2 separate regions of the Homo sapiens genome follow, and region 2 is linked to region 1. Evidence: chromatin loops called from intact Hi-C (ENCODE). Cell type or tissue: sigmoid colon. All regions are shown on one strand. Links, peaks and the distances in the headings refer to the core of each region. The heading gives the core; the rest is flanking DNA.

Region 1 (8,058 bases), core at 2,538-5,037:
TTATTTAAAACTAACAAACATGCATTGAAATATTATGGAAGTGGTGTTTGAATTATATATTTCAAAAGATTTTTAGAATATTTTCTTTATTTTAATCTAGGGGTGAATAAATATATTTCTTTGTTGCAAAATTGGAGAAACTACAGCACTTAGCATTTCTGGGCATTAACTCTTATTGCCTAGGCACCAAAAGTTGGTTTAAAAATGCTAAAATTATTTAAGGTTTTAAACTTTCTTTATAGAGTTCTAAAAGGACAGTAAATAGATATATATATATATATATATATATATATATATATATATATATATATATATATCTTTTTCCTTGCCAGGCATATTTAGATAAATCCAGCTGATTTAAAAATTAACTTTTTAGAACTTAACTTGATAGTTACAAATGTTTTAATTTTTGGAAGCCATTACATGTTCATTTTCCTTTCAGCGTTAATTATCCATAATGATCTCCACTTATCATATACTCTGGAGAAAACTATATTTGTTTACATTTTCCAGTGCTTTTTAAAATAAAAATAGTTTTCACTATTAACAATAATGAGAAGGCTTTTCAATTATTAAAATCTTGGCATTTTTGAAGATTTGTCTCAGGCTATTTTAAATAGAAAGTTCTAATGTGAATAAAACTGTTACATAAATTCCCCAAATAATAGCTTAATTACTTATAAACTCTGGAAACAATTAGTTCATCATCCTTTGAAGTGAATAAGGCAACTTGCCAGGCTGCGAGCAAAAACGCTTGTCACTTTTTCATGTAATGAGCTTAGTTTCTTTTTGTTATTTTAGATTATTTTGAAAAGGAAACTCGGAGGAATACACTTTAATGTTCAAAAGATTAAAAGTTGAATCACTCACTTCATAAATAGCCTCTGCAACAACACTTAATAAAGTACCGAAAGAAATATTGAAGGCTCTGAAGGTTATAATTTATGTTCTTATGGAAATCATTGGAACAGATAATCTGGTTCAAAGATAAAGTTGTGCTTGAATGACACCAATATTGTAAAAGATTGACGAGGATTGTCCTCTCTTTCAGCCTCATAATACCATCCTTCACACAAACCACCAAATTACAGGAGCAGCCCCTTCTCTTCCCGCTCGCAGCTGCTCTTCACTTTCTCGCCTTACCTTCCTCCCCCATCTGCTACTTCTTGCTGTCTCTAGGTCTCCATCTCCCCACACGCACCTCCTTCTCCCTCGCCCCACGCGTCTGGCTCTCCCATCTCCCCTGAACCCCTCTTTTTCATCGCAGTTCTTCACTGTCAGGTGTTTCCCCCCGACTCTGGCCAAACAGATCAAAGGAAGTTCTGCATGTAAGTGGTTATTGTGAGACTGAAACACTGTATGTCTGAATATTATCCAAAAAATGAGGAAGAAAATAAGAAGATCGGAAGAGGATGCTGACTGACTTCGTCTTGGCAGGTTCCGGATCTGCCTGAGTGGTCGCAGAGTGCAGGTGGGGAGAGCAGTTCTGGGAGGCCGCCCCCTTAAAGGCCAGCCGGTGACTATGATTGCAGCCAGGGCGTCAGGTGGAACCTACACCTGAGGCCGCCAGCTCTCTTCCGACCTTGGCGGTCAACGAGCAAGGTCATCTTTAACTCCATCACCTGGCCAGGGGGGTGTTTACCTGGCTCCCAGAGAGAGAAACCGAGGGCCAAGAGAGGCGGGCATGTCCCAAGGTGCCAGGAGGGCTCCCCTTGGGGTCCATCCGGCTGGGGAGGACCCATGCCAGATCCGGGACAGTAAACTTTTGGACCATTGTGCATATTTCAAAATGATATTAACATACTTCCTATACTGCTCCCCTACTGGAAGTCATAATTACAACTCACCCTTCTCTTTGTCCACCAGAATCGCTTTGAGCAGTCCCAGCAAGTCAACCTACTTTGGGCATGCGTTTTGCATTTTGCAGTGCCCCCATCCCTCCCCAGACCTATATGTCAAGGAATAGGGAGCTGAGACATGACACGTTAATGTTTTTAACAGGGGATGCTCTCTGCTCCCACAGAAAAGGAGGGAGACCCTGAGGAGAGGGCGGCCGAGAGGGAGAGGGAAGGAATCACGGCGCCACTCCTGCGGAAATTCATATTCCGTGTATGTTCCTCCGTCACCTGAAATAAATCCTGCCGGCCTACCCACACAGACCCAGCAGCACTTATTTATTTGCATGTCATGCTTATAATATGGTAGAAAGCAAGACGGATCTTCGAGGAGGGGAGGGGATGAGGCTCACCCTTCAGGCTCACTCTCTTAAATAAAAAAGAATTGACCGGCTGGGCGCATAAGAATTTATCTTGAGTTTGTGGTCATTATCTCTATTATATAGCCCCGGCAATAAATAAATCGGGTAGTTACTACCCAACAATAAAACTGTAGTGTATGGGACACCTTACTATTACTTTCTTAATAATCTGCCGTTTCTTTCACTTTAAATCTTCCCAGTCATGTCTTCACACTCGTCTACAAGGATCTATCTTCACCCCTTGAGGTACCAGACCGCTCGGATCATTTTTATATGTTGTGAACACAATAAGTTTTCCTGCCTAGACTTTCTGTTTTTCCTCCTATTTCTAGGCTGCCTAATCTGCTTCAAGACAAAGGGTCGGCCCAGATCAAATGTGTTTTTTCCTCCTCTCTATTTCAATCACGTTGGGCGTCCAAGTTAATGAAGATCGCCCTACATGCGGCAGCCAGCTACGGGGCCGCTAGGAAAAAGGGAGCAACGCAGGGTCCAGGAGACCCAGTCCCGGGAAGATGATCTGTGCTTCCGCGGTGGGCACGCCCTTGGGCGCGCGCGGGGTCCAAAGGCCGAGTTGGAGAAGCCCTGCCTAGGGTAGTTCTACCTCTCAAGACCCTCAACCCTATTCTTGATTGTGTGTGTGCCCATGGAGGGATTTCTGGGGGTCTTGACCCCTCCTACTTCTCGCAGCTCGCCCCCTGACCCGGGCACAGCGCGCTACCCGCGGACGCAAGCGCGAGCAGCGTGGACCCGCCAGAGAAGTCGGTCCTCGCTCAAGTGCGGGCTCCCCTGCGTCCGCGGTCATTAAAACCTCACGAGGGGGGCTCGGCCTAGGGAGCAGACGCATGGGTAGGAGTTGGGGAGGGAGGCGTCCTGAAAGGTTCCCAGACCCGCGGGCTGGGGAGAGAGCCTCTGCGCTCACACCTGGGGCTCGCCTCCTGCGCGCAACTGTTAGTTACGCGGCTCCCACCCCAGTTCCTACTGGCAGCCAGGCGGGAGGCGCAATCTGTTCGGAGCCAGAGCCTTGCAGAGCCCCAGGGCCCCCAGCCCGCGGGGAGAAGGAGCCTAGCCGACGTCCGGCCGGCGCCTTCCAAAAGCAGCTCCACATTTGCTTTCACGCCAGCGCGGAAAGTGACCCGTCCCCGCAAAGCGGACAGCAAATGACCGCCTCATCCGCGGAGCCACCCCGGCAGGGCGTCTGGGGAGGTGCGCGGGGAGACGAGAAAAGGGACAGTGGGGCGGCGGGGAAAGAAAACAAACAGACCTGCATCGCTCCCCCTTTTGTCTTTACACTGCTTATCTCAAGAAATCAACTCAACAACACTCAACAACAACAAGCTGCCACCAAGCTTGTTTTTGTTTGTGTGACTTAGATCACAGATAGAACTAGGGACCAAACCTCCAAGTGTGTGTGTGTGTGTGTGTGTGTGAGAGAGAGAGAGAGAGAGAGAGAGAGGAGAGCCGCAGCGAGGCTACTGATGGTGAAGGGACGGTGAACTTCTCACCTTTCTTCAACTCAGAACAACACGTCCTTTAAAAAAATTCCGCACCGCCGAGTGTGTGAGTGTATGTGTGTGTGTTTCGCTGTTAATTGCATTTTGCTGGGATGATCTTTTACGACTCGAAAACAAGCAGCTGGGAAAATATTCACGTTTGGGACAGAAAACATTTTTTATTTATATCTTTGACATTTAAAAGAGCAGAATTAATTTGTCCTGTCTACATTAGCATTGAGAGAAAGTTTCAGAAATCTACCCGGGGGGAAAGGGAGGGGGGGAAAAGAAAAAGAGAAAAAAGAAAGCGAAGAAAGGAAAAGAAAAGCTAGGCTTGGTTTTTCTTATTTCAGATCTGTAATCAATCATTGAAATAGGAGGCAGCAAAACTGTAAAGATTCGATAGATTAAAATGCAAATGAAAGGTAGAAAAAGAAACATTAACATGGCGATCAAAGATTTAATAACCATAAATCAAGTTTTTTTTCTGTTGCAGCTGCAGTTTGTGTGTTTATGTTTTAATCATGTTCGTTCCATAAATAAATAATTTTGAAACGAGACTAATTTTTCATTATTTTAACAGTGGGCTACAACACTAAATATTAAAAATAGAAAGAGTATATGATGCAGATCCCCAACCAAATAAGAGAAAGACTTGTGTTGATTGGTTAAAATCAAGGGGTTTCAATTTTATGTTTTGAAAATCAGAGTATTATGCTAAAAAATTCTATCTTAACTGACAAAGCCCAAAGTTTTATTTTCTCTTTAATATTTTATGTTAACGACAAGATACCATTTATATTAAATATATGCATGGCTACGTATCCATTCCAGTCTGAGCATTTTCAAAGAACGGAAGTGTCAGAATATTAAATAATACAAACATATATTATTTCAAAGTGCCTTGACAGAATTTCTGGAAAATAATACTCTTTAGGATAATCTGCCTTCCAGAGAAAAAAGTGATGGTTCAACACAGTTAAAACTTTTCTAGCTTTATTATTAAAGTTATTTTTCCAAGGGGGAATATTTTAGCCGTTTGTTTTATTATTCAATTTAAGGTTTTATGTCAATGTGTCAAATTATCAGAGCACACTCTAAGTACTCATTTTCTCAACTATAATGAAAACTTTTCATTTAGATCTTTTTATGTAAAACATTAATTTATATCGTTAATTTAGAAGTATCTAGAACTTAAAAAATAAAACACCTGAACTTAGTTTCTCTCTCTCTCTCTCTTTCTCTCTGTCAACATCTTATTAACATAGAGAGGACATACATTTTCAGAAAATTTGAAACTTTTTTTTTCTGCTAATACAGACTTGCAATGTTTAAAATAAGCTTTTTGCTTAATTCTGCTTTTGAAGGAATGATTCCCCCTAGTATACTAAAATGATGGGTTAGAATTGTTTCAATTTCTCCTCTTTCCACAAATGATCACCAAATATGGAATACATATTTCCTTTCTGAAACCTTTAAGTTAAATGTGAGCTAAGTTTATGTCCACTCGCCGCCCCCCGCCCCCCCCCCCGCAGCCGAACAATCACGTTTTCACTGTGACAGTCCAATAATGCATTTAGTTTAAAATTACAATTACACTTGGACCTTTTCTCCTTTGTATTTTTTCATTTACTTCAGTGCAACAAGATGACTTGATTTCCATAGGATTACACGAACTCTATTCAGTGTTACTGGGATATTTCTGCTCAACTAAATGCTTGCCTTAATAGACAAATGAACTTCTTTTTATTTGCTGGAGTTTGTAGATGGTTTTAGATAACAGTGTGCAACTGATTTAGTTATTGTTGTTGTGAGAATCGAACAGCCACAAAAGTCATTTCTCTAAACTGAAGAGATATGACTCTGTAAAAAGGAGAAGCAAGGGCAGAATCATGGGGAATTATTTCAGTTTATAGCTATTATTAATTAAACTGGATGTGGTTTTATTCTGATCTTTTAGTACCGACCTTGTTAAAAGCTCCCAGCTACCTGCCTTTTTCCCCTCATCCCCAATTTTTTTTCTATTTATTAGGACTCATGTGGATTGGGATTGCCTTTTCTGTATTATATTACCAAGCAGTTACAGTGTAAAATCTCATGCACCTTCAGACGATCGCACCCCTCCCAGGGGGAAAAAAAAAAAAGAAATGCTTTTTTTTCATTCAGTTTTAGCATCTTGTTTCGTTGAAATGCAAGACAGGTACTTGATTTAGCATTTAAGCAAAAGGTTACACAAACCGCGTTTTAGAAAGTGTTGGGATGTCCGACAGGGTCAGCCCTAGATCAGATCATTTTTTGAATGCAGACCTAAAGATAATGAGTACTTGTTGTATTAAAGGGGACAAACAGTACTTTGGCTTCCTCTGACCCCAGAATGCACGGCTCGGTTTCATTGATCATCCTCCTTTATGAGATAATGCAATTACAAACATCAATAAGGGGCTGCAAGGGGAATCATTATGCGGTGACAGTGATAAATGACGGTGCAGAAATAGCATGCTTTTCCCCCCTAACAATCCAGGAGCCCAGGGGCTCCGGGGGCTGAACACAGTCGCCAAGGAAACAGATGACATCCCAAACGGCACCAAAAGAAAAAAAATGAACAGTCTTTCTTTGCCTTTCACTCTTTTCCGTCTTCCAAAGAGTTAGTTTTGGCTCAAGCAGCAGCTGCTACACAAGGCATTTCGTTATTTCAAACATTAAAGACTGGAACGGGCAGTGGGAGTCTCCTCCCCTTTCATCCCCACCCCCACTAGATAACACACAAAGCTCGCTGTTCACAGTTTAGGACTACCTGAAAATGCACGTCTCAAAAATCAGATTGGGATGGGGTGGAGGGGCGTCGGGAACGTGGATTTGCACAGCCCTTGCGTTGTGTTTCCCCTGCTTTTGTCCAGTGGAAACTGAGTCTCCAGAACAAGCTGGCGCCTCGCGGGTCGGCCAGTAAGGGAACGGGTGCGCGTGGCTCGCCTCCATCTCCCCGCAGTGCCAGACGCTGCTCTGTGCCAAGGCGGGGGCTGAGGAGCAGGCGACTGCTGGGGGTGTTTGCTGCTGTGCTGGGTTTCTTTGGGATGGAGTTATCAATGGGCGCAGAGATCGTCCCTAAATCGAGAAATCTGGTTCTTTAAAGCCTCAGGGTGCCCTCAGCAAGCGGCTTCAAAAGGGCCTCACTGAACATTCCCCACCCCACCCATGCCCAGAAAGGTGGGCGAGGTAGATGGGCGCAAAAAGGCGTCGGGCTACCAGACTTCTGCGACGGCCCTGAGGCAGCGGGGGACTAGGAGAGGGGCAGAACCTCTGGACACTAGGTGGAGAAGGGGAACTTGCCACTTTGGGGGAGGGGAGGAGGAAGAAAGAGTACTGAGATGTGAGGGAGGCCTAGGAAGAAAGGCAGAGGGAGGGGAGAAGGAAAGCAAGCAAAAGCAATCCCACCCTTACAGGAGGTCGTCACCCCGCAGAAAACAGACACAGGGTTTCTGACCCCTGCCCGGTCCGCCTCGGCGTGGAGCTAGGGACCCCCGCTCGGCGCTCCCTGCCACACACGGCCCCCACCGGGAGGAGCGGGCCAAGCGGGTGCCTGAAGCAGGTGACTTTATTCACTGCTTCCCCAATCGGCGAGGTCCCGGGACTCGTTTTCCGCCTGGAAATTAAGATCATTGCTCGCGTAATGACCTTAATGCTTTAGGGTAGAGGTGAGTGTGTCTGCGAGTGGGCAGGGGTAGAAATTACCGACCCGATCGATGGGAGACTGGCTTAAAACTAAATCCCTTTTCTCCAGGGCTGCACCGCCCGGGTTTCCCCTCAGTGGGCTGAGAGCGCCGGGATGTCAGGAGGCAGCGCGCGGAGGGGTGACCCGTGGGGCGCGGCAAGCCAGAATCAAGGCCCTAAAAATGCTTCCCCCATCTCCCCACTGAGACCCCCAGGGTACTATTTTCAGAGCAAAGGCGCTTTAAAGCTCAAATGTTGGCGAACTGATTGCTCAATACGTTGTTTGTTTTTCCTTTCAGCTCCGCCTAGGGAGAGAATGTTTCAGACTCCTTGGCGGGTAGAGCGGGCCGAAAAGGGAGCCCTCCCTCTCCCAGCCATCAGCTGTCTTCCTCAGGTCCCCGACCCCACCTTTCTCGCTCACTACTTTTTCCCCAAACCCTGGGATTCCCAGGCTCCTGTAGTCTCCGCACCGTGGCCACCTTAAGTGAAACGCGCCGCTAGCAGCCAGTGGGTAAGGCATGGCATGGGAGACGAGAATGAGACAAGGAAAAGTGCCCAGCCAGGCAGGGCGCCCCACTACCCAGTTCCACGCCTCTCTCCATC
Region 2 (8,058 bases), core at 2,967-5,466, 400 kb before region 1:
AGCTCCTGGCCCATGGTAAGCCTATAACAAAGGCTGGTTCTGATGTCTGGGAAGAAGTCACGTGCAAGTGCTTAGTAAACAGGAAGAACAGGGGTGTGACAATCGCTAAGCGCTAAGGTATTTTGTTTCATCCTGCGGATTGAAAATGAACATCGTGAACCTTCGCAATTGTGAAGAAAATACTTCTATTGATAAGGACAGAGAATACTATTGAGAGAGAGAGGGATTAAAGGAGACAGAGTACTATGAAAACTGCACATAAGAAATCCATTTTAGGCCAGGTGCGATGGCTCACACCTGTAAGCCCAGCACTTCGGGAGGCCGAGGCAGGCAGATCACCTAAGGCCAGGAGTTCAAGATCAGTCTGCCTAACATGGCAAAACCCTGTCTCTACTGAAAATACAAAAATTAGCCAGGCGTGGTGGCAGGCGCCTGTAATCCTAGCTACTTGGGAGGCTGAGGCAGGAGAATTGCTTGAACCGGGGAGGTGGAGGCTGCAGTGAGCTGATATTGTGCCACTGCACTCCAGCCTGGGCAACAAGAGTGAAACTCCGTCTCAAAAAAAAAAAAAAAAGAGAGAAATGAAATTGAGAGACTATGCCTCGGCTTATCCTAAAAAACCTTGGAAATTTCTGAGGGCAAGCATCTGATACATTTTCTCATACACTGGCTTCTAATCTGAGTAAGCAATGCCCCAAATGGCACCTGATCTGGTAGGTTTCATTAGATCTAGCCTCTTAGCCTGATTGGCTTGGTTTTCCTTTATAAAGTCAGCAACGATGAGTTCTTTGGAAAAAAAAAAAAAGAAGAAGCCCCTCTGTAATATCCTACCCCACTGCTACCCAGCCGTCTGCCAACACTTTAGAACCAGTTGGATCACCACACCTTTTCTACCGCACTAGAAAAAGAGTTCTCATGTTTTCAGGGAGCCTAGGTTCTTAGTTTGGCCTCCTATGCCATGACAGGGAGATTTTTCTGAAGCTCCCAGGGTCTCAAACAATTTTAGCTCTATAGCATACCCTGGTTTCACAGGCACACACACAAAAAAGTGATTTGCTTTTCCTTGTCCATGGCATAAATCATGAGATATCACGTAATCAACGAAATAATCTTAATCAATGCTTCACCGTCTGGCTTTCCATAACAATTCTAACTCCCCGTTGATGTTTTCCATCTTCCCTTCTGTTAGACCAGATGGTGCATGTTCTAGCCTCTTTATTATCTTTTTCTGACCATAGTACTCTGTCCAAAGATTGTTGTAAGAAACCTCTTGTGCTGTCAGCAGCAGTGGCTCTGTTCTGCCTGTGATACATCAGGATAATTCAGGCAGCCTTTGCTAATGACTCCCCATTTCTAAATTCAAGCTTTTTTCCAAAGTCACTTTCTGACTAGTCCATAATTGTTTGATAACACAACCACTTTGATCTTCACGTATCCATTGTAAGCTTTCTTTTCCAGGTAGCAGCAAAGTCCAGTGGGAGTACTTCCCAGCTGGCATGATGCTTTCTCACTAGAAGAGTTTGCAATCAGCATCCACCCAAAATCACAAATGTCTTCTTTCTTATTAAGAAAGGAAAAAGAGTCATTATACCTCCATGCTGAAAAAGTTAGACCAGTAGATTTTTCTCACATACATCACAGTTGAATTATATTAATCTTCCTAGACAACTATTTTCCATTTGTTTTTATGTATAAGCTATAATGCATATGAAAAAAAAACCCTTGAAATAACTGACATATCTGAATATCAGTGGCACAGTGGCTCAAAAAGAAGATGATGGTGAGTCAATTAAATCTGTGGATGATTTTAAATATTAATAGCAACAATCAAACCTATACTTTTCCTGCTCTGTGTGTATATTTGTGTATGTGTTTAAAACTATCAGCACAAAATTAATTCCCAGATAGCAATATCCTCTCTCTAGAAGTCATTTTAAAAATGATATCCCCAAACAAGCTGTTTTTCTGGAGTTTTTGCTGATCTCCTCAAAACATAAATTCACATAATACAATGGGTAGGAAATATAATTGATATATTAAGTTGAAAGAAAACATCGGTATCTGAAGTCCAAAGAATACACATCAGTCACCAAGTCGATAGATATGCTCACTTGCCATCATTTTTCTGTGGTATCTGACAGAACTGAATATCACAGTGTGGAAAGATTTTATCAGAAAAGTTTTTCAATTTGTTCTTTAGGAAGATAGATCTGCAAATATTCCCTTTATTCCTAATGATTATAGAATGTAAATCTTGTTATAACCCTATTTCATGTACATTTTATCTCAGGATAAGGTAGATTTCCTTTTAGGCAATTTCTTTTTTGTTTGTTTGTTTTTCTCTGACCAGCAAGCACAATATATGCTTGGTCCTTGGGTTAAGATGAAGCCCAAAAATTCAAACTTTGCATGCTGTGACCATCTTACCATAGGGACATATTAGCTGTATTGTCTTACCCAAACAGTGTCTGTCACATTTCCAATCTGACTACATGTAAAGAATTTCCTGTAGTTCCCATAATCAGTATTTGAATCTTAAAGCATCTTCCAAACCACACACACACACACACACACACACACACACACACACAAGGTATAGTCACCAGGCTATGGTCGAAGCTTCTCATTTTCTACTTATCCACATGACCTTAACTTATTTACCTAAGGAAAAATAGCAACCAGGATTGGGTTTTTTTTTTCCTCTCTAGAAATTTAGGACAATACTATAGAATGTAATTTTATACCAAGCACTGTATCAATAGAGGTTAATGTGATTAAACATCTTTCCTAAGCCTTAGTGAAAACTTTACATGATTCTTACTTTACTGGTGAGGTTTCTAGGATTTGGGACATTTTTAGCTCCTTCTTTTCTGTTCAAGAGGAGAAATGGAAATGTTTCATTGTGCAATTGATTATATTCTTGTTCTCCAAGTGCATGCTGCCTGATGATTTGCATGTGGGGGCAGCCAGAAGGTCTCTGAAACATTTCCCTATAAAACCGTTTTGTTGATAAGCTTTCCCATAAGCATGGCTGAGGAAAATGGGTCAGATTATATTTCTGAAGCTGTTTAAAGAAACATCTTCCAAATTGAGCAATATACTCTAGGCTTTCATAAAGCATCTGAAGTGTTCAAGTTTTCCTCAAGTCAGGCCTGAGAAAAATCCCAAATTTCTCCCCTTTCTCCTGCTCTTCCCAATACCTGAACATGGCCTTCATCCTGCGCAAACTTTATTATCTCACCTAATTACAATAGGTGCTCTTTCAAGGACGGGGGCATGGTTATTGTCCTTCTTTATTTTCTACATATCACAAAGTGTTATTAGATATAATCTCTCCATTTTTATTTCAAGCAGAACAAAATCATTATTAATTAATTTGCAAAGACTTCTAAAGGTTTTTTAGACATGGTCTCCAGGTTGTTTTTATCATTCCACATCTTTTACACTTTTCATGATTTCATTGCTACTTCGAATAGAAAGCAAAGCTGAATTGAGAAATTTAGCTGGAATCTCTATTGCTGCAAATTGTGCAGAGTCCTAATGTTCTGTTTAATATATTCCTTTGGAATCTTGTTTCTTGTGAGGATTTTATTCCCTCTTGCCATACTTGCTGCCTGTGAAAACTGAGCTTCCAAATTCAGAAGTAGGGTGGGTGTTACGTTCCTCAATAGGAATCTCATGGAATGGTGTGTGACGTGATTCTGACAAGGATGGTTGATTTCAACTTCATTCAAAATTAGTTAATGCTAACTTATTTGTGCCTAGTGAACATAGGTGTTCATTTCATTTTTTTTCATTCATTCATGCATTTACTAATTTAATATTTATGAAATAAGTCTCTATGTGATAATCCTTTTGTAGGCTCTTGGGATACAGGATAATTAAGATATAGTTACTGGCCCCAAGAAACACATAGTTTAGATGAAAAGACCACACCTAAATGACTAAACATAAGTTTATGAGAGCAGGGATTTTTCAGTCTTAATAAACAGCTGTCATAGTACCTAGAAGTGCCTGGTACATCAAAGGCCCTCAGTGAATATTTGTTGAATAAACCAATGACTAATATGACATAATGATGGCAGAGGCTTAGTCTATCTTTTCACTGTTACATCCCCAACACCTAGAACAATGCCTAGTTTGTACAAGGAATTCAATTGTACAAGGAATTCAATAAATATTTAGCACTAGCTATGGGACTGGCATGTGATTGGTATGATGATGATGATGATGATAACAATGATAATAAAGAAAACATTAACACTTACTATGTGTCAGTACTTGCACCACCTCTCAAAAAATTATTTAATCTTCGTAACCGTCCTATGAGATTGAAACTGTTACTATTCCCATTTTCAGGTGAGAAAAAGTTAGGTAAGCCATGCATCTAAGGCACACAGCTAGAATTACGGAGCTGAGATTTGAAAGTAAATGATCTGCTTCAACAACACACCCTCTTCAACACTTTGCTACATGCTCAATGCATGTCTGTTCAATTGACTTATCTTCAACTACAGCCAGGCTTTTGAGAGTCAAGAATAACAGGTTAACTGGTCTGAATGTTATTCTCTTGTTTTGTTTTTTTTTTTTTGACAAATCTCCTCAAAACATAAATTCACATAATACAATGAGTAGGAAATATGATGGATATATTAAGTTGAAAGAAAACATTGGTAGCTAAAGTCCAAAGAATACGCATCAGTCACCAAGTGGATAGATATGCAACTTGCCACCATGGACTATGTTACTCATATTTTTCTAGCACTTCACTGCTTGAACATATAGTACTCCATGGAATCCTCACTTACTGAACGTAGTTTTTGAGAAATATTTTAGAAGGGTAACTCTACCTATGGTTTGTAAAAGACGTCAAAGGAGGAAAAAACTAACACCAAGAGAGCAAGAAAGATTCCTGAGGAAAAGTCTGAATAATGGGGACTTCTCTGAACCAAGAAGATGTTTGTAGGAGTAGAGCTAATGTGCTCAATAATATGTAGAGATTGCCTAGCTATGGCCAGTAAAGGAGAAAAAGATCATGTCAGTGGTTGAAGCACTACTAAGGGACCGGAGGTACTATTTACTGAAAATTTTAAAAAGTATCCCACCACATAGTTTGGCAAACTACAGTCCATGGACCTGATCTGGTCGACCACTTATCTTTATAAACAAAGTTACACGGAAACACAATCACATCCATTGGCTTACATATAGTCTATGGCTTCTGTCCTGTTACAGCAGCATTGTTCAGTAGTTGCAATAGAGACAATATGACCCACAAGCCTCCAATGCTTTCCCTGCTTACTATCTTAGATTCCATGTGCATGTCCTTTATCCACTTTTTTTTTTTTTTTTTTGAAACAGAGCCTAGTTCTGTTGCCTAGGCTGGAGTGCAGTGATAGGATCTTGGCTGACTGCAACCTCCGCCTCCCAGATTCAAGCGATTCTCCAGCCTCAGCATTCCGAGTAGCTGGGATTACAGGTGCCCACCACACACACCCAGCTAATTTTTGTATTTTTAGTAGAGATGGGGTTTCATCATGTTGGTCAGGCTGGTCTCAAACTCTGAATCTCAAGTGACCTGCCGGCCTCGGCCTCCTAAAGTGCTGGGGTTACAGGCATGAGCCACTATGCCTCTAGTGGCAGCAAGAGCCCTCTATCTGTTCTTGAAAGGGTGCAAGGATATTTCAAAATGTTCAATTAATTAATCGACGTTGCTGAACTCTGAAACTGAGATAGACTTGCTTTCAAAACAAATCCCCTGATAAATAAATTATGCATATAGTAACCTCACCTAGGCAGAGTCCCAAGGCACCCACCTATAATTGAATCAATTTAGTTCACTGCTACTCAAAAATATTTATTTAACACTTTTCTCATGGCTAAATGGGCAGTGATAAAATGAGTAAAGGCAAAGGTGATAGTTCGGTGGATACAATAAAGTAGTAGTTATAACCTCACTGAGATGTTAAAGTGGTCAGACACAAGGAATTCCACCAAATACAGCCCATTTTTCTTCTCCTACAATAACTTCAGGTTTCTTCTTTTCTTTCCTCTTTACCTACCCCTTAAGGCCACCTTTAAGTGCTGCTTTCTCTGAATGAAGTGGAGTGAAAACAGCACTTCTGTGGGAAGCCAGTGACACATACTGGCTCTCTTTGGTCACTTCCTGGATGATATTACTTGCTAAACCATTTAGTTTTTTTGACATTCCTTGTTTTTTCTCTTAAGTGGTGATAATTTCCTACAAGTTGAATGGAAGGAGGAGTCCTACTTTTCTCAGAGATCATTTCCAGGTCTAAGAGCTCTCTTTCTAAGGTTTTGGCTTCATTTGGACACCTCACAGCTCTGACTCCTTCTGAAAAGTTACATGTACATTCATACCTTATGTAGTAGCTGGATGTGTCCCCCACAAGATATGTCCACCTGGAACCTCAGAATGTAACCTTATTTGAAATGAGGGTCTTTCTGGATATAATAAAACTCTAGATTAGCATGGGCCCTAAACCCAAGAATAGGTGTCCAGATAGGAGACAGAAAAGAAGACACAGGGAAGAGGCCAGGTAGAGATGGAGCCAGAGACTATTGTTATGTCTACAAGTCAAAGAGCACTAAGGACTGCTGATAGCCACTAGAAGCTGGTAGACGGGCATGGCACAGATTCTCCCTCAGAGCCTCCATAAAGGTACCCACCTGTCCAACACTTCGATTTTTTTTTTTTTTTTTTTTACTTCTGGACTTCAGAACTGTGAAAGAATAAATTGTTGTTTCAAGCCACCAAATTTATGGTAATTTGTTATAGCAGCCCTAGGTAATCAATACACTTTATTATATAATTTGTCTTCTAATTCTCGATGCTCCTAAAAATTGGGATCATTGCTATGTGCCATACTTTCTTTCTGTCTTAGATTGCTACGATGTTTTTGGAAATTTTACAATGGGTTCTTTGTTAAGTAACAAGTCACAGATCTTGAGAAAACACAATCACCCTCCCCTCAACTTTTTAGAATTTAATGTGAGTTCTGCATCTGCCAGAAAATACATTTTTTAAGCTGAAAATAATTTTTTGAAAAATATATCCCAAAGCTTCTATTAGAAACTTTTAGAGATATATGCCAAAAAAAAACGAGCTGCAGACAAAGATATAACTGTTTTTAAAAATCCTATTCTAGCATATTAAACACACACTTACTTTCAATATAGACAATTAATGCCATCTGCTTTACTTTTGGACTCTAAAACCACATGATTTGTGTGTTCAGATAATTTTCCCCCTTGGAATTAGGGTTTTAAAATAAGGTGTCTTCCCTTTCAAAAAGTAGCTGAATGAATCACTGGCTTTATTTTGGAAATCAAATGTCTAGCATTTATGAATTTTAACTCACATTTATTAGTAAAATTTCATCAATTACGTAATGGATTGCTAAAATGTCACTCTTATGCTTCACTCTCAAAGTAACTACATGCTATATGCTTAGGAAAATATCATATAATTATAAAGTGATTCTGGGTTCTAGTAGATTACTCAGTAATTATACTTAATACTGTAGTTCCAATAGTGATTACTATGAAAGCTCATTACAAAAAGCAGAAACAGTCACATATGTATTCTTAATTATATCTGCCACAATAGAAGTTAATGTTAATTGAAGTGATTTATAGTTAGTATGGTAACTCAATTAAAAATATGTACTTGTAGTGATAACCAACCTTTGAAAGAACAAAGTGTCAGATCAGTACCAGAAAACTTAAAGGAGAGTCACCTTGGCCTAATTCTGTTTGGTTTTATTTACTTGGGAAATGCTTCTAACATTCTCGTTCTATGAGCTTATTGTTCTTATCTTCCCAGCATCAAGGACAGTACTTGGCATCTGGAAGTACAGTACCTTGTGTGTACTAAATAAATGAATAAATAACTTGAAATATTTATTATAATCCATACACAATTTGATGATGAGATCCGTCTGAAATTATTCATAAGTGGATTGTAAGATTCTAAGTTGGTGCTTTTAATATTTTGGGGTCATTGGCCCCCGTGGAACTATGGTATGAAAGCTCTTG

Evidence for each region. Hi-C counts contacts between places; a loop is a spot of excess contacts. Peaks named below come from ENCODE experiments on the same cell type or tissue, not always from the same donor. Only the 100,000 strongest peaks of a DNase experiment are listed, where the experiment ranks them.
Region 2: it touches region 1 in a loop (2.6-fold over the local background); 1 of 110 quality-filtered maps calls a loop at or near these places.

The regions. Positions count from the first base shown.
Region 1 is chr2:66,576,877-66,584,934 of GRCh38, reverse strand. All of the region lies in intron 1 of LINC01798 (long intergenic non-protein coding RNA 1798), which reads right to left. Among named protein-coding and RNA genes, the nearest start is that of LINC01798, 6.9 kb to the right of the region's middle. RefSeq lists an enhancer at 5,092-6,701. In sigmoid colon, for the core only: no CTCF peak of the experiment used is centred there; DNase peaks (open chromatin) are centred at 3,164 and 3,764; H3K4me3 peaks cover 2,500 bases; H3K27ac peaks cover 1,180 bases; H3K27me3 peaks cover 277 bases.
Region 2 is chr2:66,981,036-66,989,093 of GRCh38, reverse strand. The region is part of intron 1 of LOC105374785 (a long non-coding RNA gene); the gene reads left to right. Among named protein-coding and RNA genes, the nearest start is that of LINC01628, 63 kb to the right of the region's middle. In sigmoid colon, for the core only: no CTCF peak of the experiment used is centred there; no DNase peak of the experiment used is centred there.